Linked DNA regions of Homo sapiens: regions 1 and 2 are each linked to region 3. Evidence: chromatin contacts called from ENCODE Hi-C or POLR2A ChIA-PET data. All regions are on one chromosome and are shown on one strand. The core of a region is the stretch at or near the end of the contact, and the rest is flanking DNA. Distances in the headings are between cores, read along the strand shown. Region 1 holds the start of CD24 (CD24 molecule). Region 2 holds the start of RTN4IP1 (reticulon 4 interacting protein 1). Region 3 holds the start of PRDM1 (PR/SET domain 1).

Region 1 (3,486 bases), core at 178-2,677, 890 kb after region 3:
AAACTTCTCACTTACAATGTTGGAGGAAAAAAATCTGGTCGGAGAGAAGATGGGGCGGGGAGTGGAGGGGGCCGGTTTCTCGCAGCCGCGCCCCTCCCCCATCAAAGAATTGAGGAAGGCTCGGGAGCGCAGCGGACTGGGAGGAAGACAATAGGGTACGGTTACCCCGCCAGCGGTGGGGAAGCGCGTTCCACACTCAGGCTGCACTCCCAGGTGAGCCCGGACTTTCGATGTCTGGGGACGGAGGACGCAGCGCGCCCAACTTTGGGGGAGAAGCCCCAGTGACAGTCCTCGATTAACCCCAATCGAAGGCGCTGGAGAGCCGTCACTCCCATCCTCCAAACCCGAACTGACCCAAACAAACGTACCTTCTTCGCCCCCGCCCCCGCTAGGGTCTCCCAGGCCCAGCCCCCGGTCTCTCTCGCCGGCGCGGTGCATCCATACACCCTCGAGGCAGCGCTGCGCGGCCCCGGGTACCCGCACCCGGGGCGAGGTTCCCCGGATGGAGGATCTAGGGAGACCGCGCTGGTAGCGGCGACCCGAACAAAGCCTGGCGGGGACTCGGGACAGAATCGTCCCACCATGCTGCCTCCCCAGAACTAGCCAATCTGGGCTAAAATAACATGGGGATCCTAAGATGACAAGCGATGGACGTGAAAGGTTGCCTCGCAGAGAGCGCAGCGTCAGGAGAGGGTCCCCGCCTCGGCTTCAGCCCGGAACCGGGGTTTGTTTAAAAAGGGCCAGATAGCCGTAGCTTCTCCGGGATACCCAATCCAACTCCGAGGGTGGAGGATGGGCGTGAGCCGCCCTCCCCGAAAGGGACCGTCGCCTCTCTTTGTGTAGAGCGCGGGGAGCGCGAAGACATTCCTAGGGGAAAGCGAGTCCTCAGGGACCCAGGGACAACGTCCCCAGGGAGCCCGAGCTCTCCAGGCGCTAATCCCTGCAGGCACCTCGGGCCTCTGGGTGAAAGTGGGAAGTAGTCACCTGGCTGCCTGGGAAGGGACAGCGTGGAACCTGGGGTGGGGCAGGGTCCTCTCAGCCCGCACGCGGAGCTGCATTGTTCCCAGGGCCGTGGGAGGAGGGGGGGCAGCACGCAAGGGAATGGAAAAATGGGGTCCACATGGCCCTCTCCCCTGGTCAGCTAAGCAAGATTCTCTCCCGGTCCCTGTCCGTGGCCCGAGGCAGGAGCGCAGGACGGTCCCCCGGGACCGGGTCCATCTCCCCTGCCCCCACCCCGGGAACGGCCCTCGAGCCCCGCCGGGCGCCAGGGCCTCACCTGCGTGGGTAGGAGCAGTGCCAGCAGCAGCAGCCCCAGCCCGAGCCTGGCCACCATTGCTCTGCCCATGTCCCCTCCGTCGGTGCGCGGCGCGTCTAGCAGGATGCTGGGTGCTTGGAGAACCGCTGGCTCCGGGCGGGCGCAGGCAAGGTGGGGAGCGCGGCGAGCCGGCGAGACCTTATATACCAGGAAAGCCACAATAGCCGTGACGTGGCGCCGCCCGCCCACCCCGGCTCCCCTCCGCCGCCGCCCGCCGCCTCCCCGCCTTCCCCGCCCCGCTCCGGGTTCCCCAGCGCCCCCGCCGCCGCCGCCACTGCCACCGCCGCTCCGGCCCTCGCGGGCCGGGAGCCCCCCGGGCGGGCGCCGCTGCAGGTGGGCGGGCGCCGCCGGCTGCTGGTACCCGGCTGGTATCCCCGCGCCGGCTGCGGGCTGCGGGCAGGCTGGCACAGGCGCCCAGCGCCTCCGGCACAGGACCCGGGGCACACACGCGAGCCACACACGCCGCGCTGGGGGCCGGGCCCAAGTTTCCTTTGTTTCCCGGGACCTGCCATCTTACCCCCCAAAAGAAAAGTCCGCGCCTCCGCTGCGGCGGGGTAGCCGCCTGTCCTGGAGCAAGTGCATTGCCACTCAGACTGCAAAATGCGCCCCGGGGACCCGAGAGGGGCTGCGAATTCCAGTGCGACCGCGTGGGGGGCGGGCGCCGGGACCCCTCGGGCAGGGTTATCTCTCGGCCCGCCGCAGAGGAAAGGGGAACGCGGCGGGCGTGGCGCGGACGCGGGCCGGACGCTCACCCTGGCCGACGGGACCCGGGCGCCGCCTAGCGCGAACCCTTCCCGGCTGGTCGGCGCTCCTCGCAGGCGGTGTCCGGGTCCGGAGCGATCTGCGCGCTCGGCCCCGCGGCCGCGCCCTCCCCGAAGCCCTTGCTTTGTTCTGTGAGCGCCTCGTGTCAGCCAGGCGCAGTGAGCTCACGGGGGCGTCCCGGGTCCGCATCTTCCCAGGAGCTGGGGAGCCGCTCGCTGGGCGCAGACCCGCTGCCTGACGCTGCAAACTACAGGGTTTCGGTCCCCCGCGCTCCTGCCTGCGGCGGGCGAGGAGGAGACGGCCCACCCTGAGGGGACCCCCTCCGCGGCCCTGAAGCCCCCACCGCCCTCCCCGAGCGGCTCTGCTCCCAGGTTCTACTCGGGGGCAGGAACCTCCCCTCCTGGCGGTCCCACTACAATTCACCGTCCCTCTCGAATTCCTGGGGATACACTTTTTCGGTCTCTGTTGCCCGTCATTCGTTTAAAGAGCAGAACCGTTCGAGATAAAGGCATTTACTTATCCGTAGTTGCCATTAGGCAATTTAATGAACCGGCACAAAGAGGAGATTCGTCATCACTCTTTAGATTTTGGTGGAATACTTTTTTCCTATCCATCTTATTGTGAAAACTTTCAAGCATACAACAAAAGTTGAAGTAATTTTACTGGTGGAGTATTTTGAGTTTAAATTTTAATTGCAAGACTTAATCTTTTTATTGAAGGTTTAGCCCAAGTGTTTTTCAGTCTTTAAAGCAAACAGCAGAGACCAAACCTAGTATGGTTGTAAATTTGTTTAAATTTCAGTTTTGCAGAACACTCTCGTTAGTATTTTTGGTTCAATTTTTAATTGCAAGACTTAATACTTTTATTTAAGGTTTAGCCCAAGCATTTTTCGGTCTTTAAAGTAAACCACAGAGTAGTAAGATTCTAAATTTGTCTAAATTTCACTTTTGCGTGGCAGTCTCATTAAAACAAAGTAAGTTTCAGGGAAGCAAAGTGACAATGAAATCTGCAGTAGGTTTGTTGACTGAATAGTGACTGAATTGGTTTGTGCCTTCAAGGTCAGTCACTTTAGCTCAGTAACTTTCCAAGCACGTTTAAGATGTGCTTGGGAACACAAGAATTTCTGTCGAGCACCAGTGGACTTTCCTGTTTAACAGTGTACCACATTATATAGAAATACTTTGGCCGGGCGTGGTGGCTCACACCTATAATCCCAGCACTTTAGGAGGCTGAGGAGGGCTGATCACCTGAGGTCAGGAGTTCCAGACCAACCTGACCAACATGGTGAAACCTAAAATCTAGTCTCTACTAAAATTTAGTCTCTACTAAAAATCCAAAATTAGCCATGCATGGTTGCTCATACCTGTAATCCCAGCTACTTGGGAGGCTGAGGCAGGAGAATAGCTTGA
Region 2 (3,404 bases), core at 258-2,757, 540 kb after region 3:
CCGGAAGGCGGAGGTTGCAGTGAGCCAGGAAAGCGCCCTTGCACTCCAGCCTGCCGATAGAGTGAGACTCTGTCTCAAAAACAAACAAAAAACCCCATAAATTCTAAACTGACTAGGAAACAACTATACTTCCGAAGCCTGTGACGGATCTCAGAATACCACAAAGTTCCCTGGACAGAAATTTAGCTACAAACATAGGCAGGGCGCAATGGCTCGTCTGTAATCCCAGCACTTAGGGGGCGGAGGCAGAGGATCGCCTGAGGTCAGGAGTTCGAGACCAGCCTGACCAACATAGTGAAACCCCATCTCTACTAAAAATACAAAAAATTAGCCCGGTGTGGTGGCATGCGCCTGTAATCCCAGCTACTCGGGAGGCTGAGGCAGGAGAAATTGCTTGAACCCAGGATGCGGAGGTTGCAGTGAGCTGAGATCAGGCCACCGCACTCTAGCCTGGGTGACAGAGTGAGACTCAGTCTCAAAAAAAAAAAAGTTAGCTACAGACACAGTTCTCAAGTCTGAACTTACATATTTAAGGACGCATGAAAACAATCAAGCTTATATTTTGTCAATACAAATGGCCAGAAGGATTCCCTGGCCATTGCAATTTCAAAAATTTTGGAAATATTTGCAGAGGTATTGTTAAAAACCTAAATGATTCATTTATGTAAACCAAAGAAGCGTAGTCAATTTTTTAAAACGGCATACCTTATGAAAGTGATTTTTTTAAAAAAGGTAACAATGTCTTTTGAAAACTTACTTCTCATATTAACGTCTATAGGATTTACACTGGCAGCGTGAACTTTGACAATGACTTCATTTGGATAGTGTATGATAGGCATCATCATGTTCTGAGTGAATCGAAGCACTTCATTCTTCCCATATTTATCTATCACCCAAGCAGGCATGACAGTGCTCCTAGGAGAGGTAGTACTAATCCTTCTAACTGAAGGCTTTTGGACAACTTTGCTTCTCCAGAAGCAAACCGCAGTGCATGCATTTCTTCTAAGTACACAAGTCTTCAGAAATTCCATTGTAAACACTGGTTGAACTGCGTGCTCAAATTCAAATACACTTGGACTGGATCAAACTCTCACCCCTGAATTCAGTCAAATTCTGCCAAACCACGGGCTAGTTTCAAAATTAAGCATGCAAAACGGAGCATTCGAAAATGAAGCTAATCTAATGGAGAAACTGAAAGAAGAATACGGAACTGTTATTCCGCTCTTCGCATATGAAATGCTCGAATTAACGTTCCAGTCAGTATTCTGTCCATTCTCCTCCCTCACTTTCACCCCCTCCACTTTAAAAAAAAAAGGGGGGGCGGGGCATTAAAAAGCAGGTGCGCAAACCCCCTAGATCCCTGCCCTGTCCTGGGAGCCCTCGGCGGGACAAGCAGACACCGCTCGCGATCCAACGCCAGAGAATCGAACGCTTGCCGACTGCCGCCGCGACCCTGGCCCGGAATCTCCTTGCCTGCCCGCTCTCCTTAGCCGCCGGGATGGCTTTGCGGCGCCAACCAATCGCCTACAAAGATCATTTCCTCGGGCTGCAATTCAACCAATCCAAGTACTCGGTGTTGAAGGGCTCAGTGACAATTAAAGATGGCTGCGCCCATGTAACATCACTAGCGACCGGTGACCTCTTTTTCCCCCTTGCCTGGCTCCTGTGGTGGCAGGCTGGGCACGAGGACCATGCTGGGCCGGAGCCTCCGAGAAGTGAGTGGAATTGGCCCGCTGAGGCCCCCGGGAGGGCGGAAAGTTTAACGGACTTCGTTGACAAAGAGTCCCTGGGCCTTACCACGCATCTTGGCCCACCTCGCTGCTTCCTCTAGAACTGAGTGGGGGATAAGTACCTTTCGATTCTTCGGGTGTACTCGCCGTACCCATTCAGGAGTTAGGACCTTAGCAGGGAAATCTCTGCACCGCGGATCTGTAGGGTGGTGAAGCGGCTTCTCACCATTAGACATTTGCTCTGGTGTAGGTCGGGATCCGGATGGTCTCGGAGTGGGCTTTGCCAAAGGGGGCTTGCGGGGCCACTTCAGTCTCTCTTCTGTCCCCGACACTTAGCTGCAGTTGTCGCTAAGAAGCCCGGCGAAACTGTAGTTTGCAAAATTCAAATGAGTAATTTTTGGCTTTTTTCAAAGAATTCGTTCTCTAGGATTTACCTACCACTAAGATACCAGTGATTTCCTAACCCGTGTCTCCATGTCCTGGACGTCGTGTTTGAATTCTAGACTGTATTTGTGAATGCTTTCTGGGCAGTTCTTCTAAATGTCACATAAGCACCCTCAAATTCACTTTAATCGGTGTTGAAGTAATCATTGTAACAGGACTTACCTCTCAACCCCCGTCTTAAAAAAGCTCTGGTATTTCTGAATTCTTAATAGACTCTTTTTAATGGCACAACTATTATCTCATTTGCCTTTAGATTCTTCCTCATCTTTCATATCCAATAAATCACTAAGCCCTCTTCATTCTATCTTGCAGATATGGCTGGAATCTGCCCTCTTACGTTATTTCTGCTGTTATAGCTTTAATTCGGGTCTTTTTGCTTCCTGGTTCACGTCACTCAACCTTAGAACTGTCTGCAGGCCCATTGCTATCAGAGTCACATAAAGCACCTGTTGAAACTAAAACTATGCCCCACTCTAGACTTAATTAGAGCTGTGTGGTAAGTTCGGGAGTATGGTTTAATGGAGGCTCCAGGTGATTTCTGGTAAGAAGTAGGCGCTGATGACCTAAACTGCCTTCCATCTTCCTTTTTATTCCACCCTAGAAGTTGTCGTTTTGTTTGTTTCCCAGCTGGCAGCGTGGAATTATAATTATAGATAGCTGTAATATATAATGAGAAATTGAAATCCACAGGCTTTAAATAATAGTTCTTCCCCCAAAATACATTATTATGTTATCATTTTAAATTGCGTCGAATCAAATTTGTTCTTTAAAAAATAAATATGCCCGGCGCGGTGGCTCACGCCTGTAATCCCAGCACTTTGGGAGGCCGAGGCGGGTGGATCACGAGGTCAGGAGATCGAGACCATCCTGGCTAACACGGTGAAACCCCATTTCTACTAAATATACAAAAAATTAGCCGGGCGTAGTGGCGGGCGCCTGTAGTCCCAGCTACTCGGGAGGCTGAGGCAGGAGAATGGCGTGAACCCGGGAGGCGGAGCTTGCAGTGAGCCAAGATCACGCCACTGCACTCCAGCCTGGGCGGCAGAGCAAGACTCCGTCTCAAAAAATAAATAAATAAAATAAAAATAAATAAACAGACAACACCCAAAACTTGTTTTAAAATTAAATACAACCTATAAAAATATGTTATTTCCTTTTTCTGCCTTTTCCACTGTCAATCTAAGTAACAGAAAGAGACTCTAAAGAAAATATTTATTTTGGAGTAGCAAT
Region 3 (3,358 bases), core at 784-3,283:
CCTGGCTAAGCCCCACACTGGTATTTGAAGTTTGCGTCCTCCCTAGACTCAAGCCCATTTCACCACCTCTGAAGGTGAGTGCAGGCTGATATTAATTAACAGTGAGTTGATTCACTGGCATCTTCCAGTCATTAAAGCAAATATTTGGCTTAAAATAGCCTTCTTCCCACCTCAAATATCAAACTTTTTGCCTATTCCCTTACTCTATCATGGTTGACTCACCAGCAGTTGCATGATGGTGTATGTGGCCTAAGAACAGAGTTTGATTCTAAAAGGGAAGTGAAATACTCTTTAACATCTGCAAGTGAGACTGTTTGAACAGCAGGCCAGCCTTCAGTATGACTACATTGTTTTTCTGTCCATTGTGGTGCTGACTCAGCATCAGTTAATAAACCCTCTTGAGCAGGCTGGATTTCTCTTGTTTAATTATCAGCTTGGAGCTTTCTGAGGACTCTTAGGAATTGTTCATTCAGTTTTCCACCCCCAGCAGATCTGCCTTCTAAAAGTCCTGCTTCCTCTTGGTGCTAGCGTCCCCTCTGGCATAACATGCAATCACAGGTGGGCCACGCAGCAAGCAGCGAGTGTGTGCTAATCATGTCCCCTAGTGGGAATTTAATTGTTCTGTACTGAGAGAGAGATTGCAGCAAGACTTTAGACACCATTTCCTGGCAAATAATCTTTTGCCTCTCCCCCTCTCCCCTAAAAAAAATTCTAGAAAAGTTTTCTAAAAGTGAGAAAAGAAATTTTAAAGATAAACAGACATATTTTTTAGGATTGAGTTGGGCTTTTGTTTTGCTTTGTTTCATTTCTTCCTGTAAACAAATACTCAGATGTCCATTTCATTGTATGACTAAGTTGGTATCATTAGGTTGGAACTGGGTGTGTGTATGTGGGTGTGTGTGTGGGTGGATGTGTGTGCACACGTGTATTTAAAATGTTAGAAAAGACATTGCAGGTCGAAGGAGAAATGATTTTAAAAAAACCTACCTATGGTAAGGCAAGCAGGAAAAATGGAAGACCTGGATTTCAATGATCTAAATAATAATTGAAATGGGGTGTTTGCTATAAACATTGTTTCTCTGAATTAAAGGATTCCTTGCTGAAGGCACAAGACCATTGAAGGAAGTAAAGCATCTGGTTTGTTTTGTAATGAGAAGCAGGAATGCAAGGTCCACGCTCTTAATAATAAACAAACAGGACATTGTATGCCATCATCACAGGATGTCCTTCCTTCAACAGAGGACTGACTGGGCTGGAGGAAAAGCTGGCCGGGGCTCAGAATAAGCCCCACTAATTACTGCCTCCGACCGCTTTCCACTTGCAGTGATCAGTTCAATATTCCTCTGAACTGTGAAACGACTAATGCTCTACATTTTACTTACACTCCTGGGAAGTCAGCCTGTGGGTTCTGGGAGGAGAGGAAAGGAAAACAAACAATCTGTAGAATTATAACTTTTGCCTATTTCCCTATTTACTAAATAGTTAAAAGAGGAAAGTTAGTTCTGCCAAGTTTGAACGTTAGCAGGAGAAACGGAATGTTACAACTTTTGGGGCGGGGGGCGGGGAAACGTGCGTTACATACACAACAGCTTGAGGACCAGACAGCTCCACTGTATTACACTAGCTGCAAAAACAATTTAACTTGCTCTTTTGAAGTAAGATTTGTGTCTTTTGTACCTGGGGATTTGAGCTGAGAAATCAGAAACTGTGTAGGTAAATTTTAAGTTTCCTTAATTTAAGGAACGTGCGCCCCCTAATTCTGCCGCGCCAGGAAGGAGGGCGATCTGGAGTGTTTAGAATACAATAGAGCCCAAGTAAGCGTTGAGGTTAAGTGCCTTCAAAGGGAAGTAAGAAGATTCCAAGTCAATGTTGAAATACACATGCGAAGAGAGGAAGCTCTCGGCGGCTGTGCTAGCAATCTGGGGGAAAGCCCTGGGCTCGGCCAGGTGGTGTTGGCCACGTTGGCCACGCCCCCACTTCGCGCAGCCGAGTGGCTAAGGAAATCTTAAGCAGGGAGGGGAAGCCAGACGGTTAACACAGACAAAGTGCTGCCGTGACACTCGGCCCTCCAGTGTTGCGGAGAGGCAAGAGCAGCGACCGCGGCACCTGTCCGCCCGGAGCTGGGACGCGGGCGCCCGGGCGGCCGGACGAAGCGAGGAGGGACCGCCGAGGTGCGCGTCTGTGCGGCTCAGCCTGGCGGGGGACGCGGGGAGAATGTGGACTGGGTAGAGATGAACGAGACTTTTCTCAGATGTTGGATATTTGCTTGGAAAAACGTGTGGGTACGACCTTGGTAAGGAACTTGAATTTTTTTTTTTTAATTCTGAAATTGATCTGAAAACTTTATTTTCTTTTCCTTTATTGTTATTATTATTAATTTTTTTTGGCTAATGTCGCAGTAGAAACATGCTTCTGCTTTAGTGCACTTAGTGCTGTCAAACATTTGTGAGACTTTCCTTATGAATCATTAACCCTTTCAGTTCTAGACATAATTGCCAATTCATTGAAATTTCAGTAGTGGTTCCAGCTCACACTCGTCAAACTATTCCGGGTTGGCTGAAGTTTTCTATTTTATTTTATTTTTAACATGTGTTTGGCGTCATGACTCTACATGTTGGAACTAAATAAAAATAAGCAGGTTTGCTTAAATCATAACTGAGGGAAAAACAACTTTGCATCCAACTTTTTTTTTTTTAAGAGCATCCTATTTAGAGAAGTGGAAGAATGTAAAAACCTCCTTGAAGGACTTCCACAGAATGTTATGTTTACATTTGAACAAACACACATTCTTACATGGAAATGATACCCATATTCCTCATTTTTATCAAACATGTCTATATGAGAAAACCCTTACAGAAGTTGTTTACCTTTTTTTGCCTTTGGAAAACAGTTTTTTTCTGAGTGTGAGGGAGGATTTTGGGGGAATATCCTCATCAATGTACAAGTGGAAGCAGAGCTTGTCCTCCAAGTCTTCTAAATTTGTTATAACTTTAGTTACAGTAAACTGTAGTACATCAGTGACTTCTGGGAATTCATACACTTTCAGATTTAAATGGAAAGTGCTATTTGTAGCTGAGGACTCCTAAAGGAATTCTCTCCAGGGAATTTTATTAAACGGTTTTATGTTTTGTTTTTGCCTTTTCAATTTGGTATGAGATGCTTGCAAGTCAGAAGACACTGCAGGCTGTTTTCCCCTTCACCCATTTTTCCTCCTCTTTTCCTGTGGTCCAAGTGATTTCTAAGAGGCCGTAGCTCAGTGATGCTGGCAGGATGCAACCCTTTTCAGTCTTCCATGTGAGAGGATGAAAGAGAGCTCGCAGCAGAGGGAGGAGGCAGTTGTTTTGAAAGTTGTTTTGCG

Evidence for each region. A loop is a pair of places that touch in the nucleus more often than their neighbours do. ChIA-PET counts read pairs that join two places held with the same protein, here RNA polymerase II (POLR2A). Pooled maps may share reads with other maps.
Region 1: a loop to region 3 is called in a pooled map, with 2.8 times the contacts of the local background. The contact joins the promoter of CD24 here to the promoter of PRDM1 in region 3. A Hi-C loop is called at or near these places in 3 of 37 single-sample maps with no recorded cell type and 4 of 50 pooled maps. POLR2A ChIA-PET finds 5 or more read pairs at or near these places in 1 of 52 experiments (CD4-positive, alpha-beta T cell).
Region 2: a loop to region 3 is called in a map with no recorded cell type, with 4 times the contacts of the local background. The contact joins the promoter of RTN4IP1 here to the promoter of PRDM1 in region 3. A Hi-C loop is called at or near these places in 7 of 37 single-sample maps with no recorded cell type and 8 of 50 pooled maps.

What each region holds. Positions count from the first base shown.
Region 1 is chr6:106,973,302-106,976,787 of GRCh38, forward strand. It overlaps CD24 (CD24 molecule), which reads right to left and starts at 1,428. Exons shown (of 2, transcript NM_001359084.1): 1 at 1,277-1,428. The coding sequence starts at 1,345. RefSeq lists silencers at 1,780-1,929, 1,970-2,189.
Region 2 is chr6:106,627,991-106,631,394 of GRCh38, forward strand. It overlaps RTN4IP1 (reticulon 4 interacting protein 1), which reads right to left and starts at 1,508. Exons shown (of 9, transcript NM_032730.5): 1 at 758-1,508. The coding sequence starts at 1,031. It overlaps QRSL1 (glutaminyl-tRNA amidotransferase subunit QRSL1), which reads left to right and starts at 1,588. Exons shown (of 11, transcript NM_018292.5): 1 at 1,588-1,715. The coding sequence starts at 1,692. RefSeq lists enhancers at 1,590-1,729, 1,760-1,819.
Region 3 is chr6:106,084,303-106,087,660 of GRCh38, forward strand. PRDM1 (PR/SET domain 1) reads left to right here and starts at 2,034. Exons shown (of 7, transcript NM_001198.4): 1 at 2,034-2,293. The coding sequence starts at 2,252. RefSeq lists enhancers at 415-484, 1,662-2,381.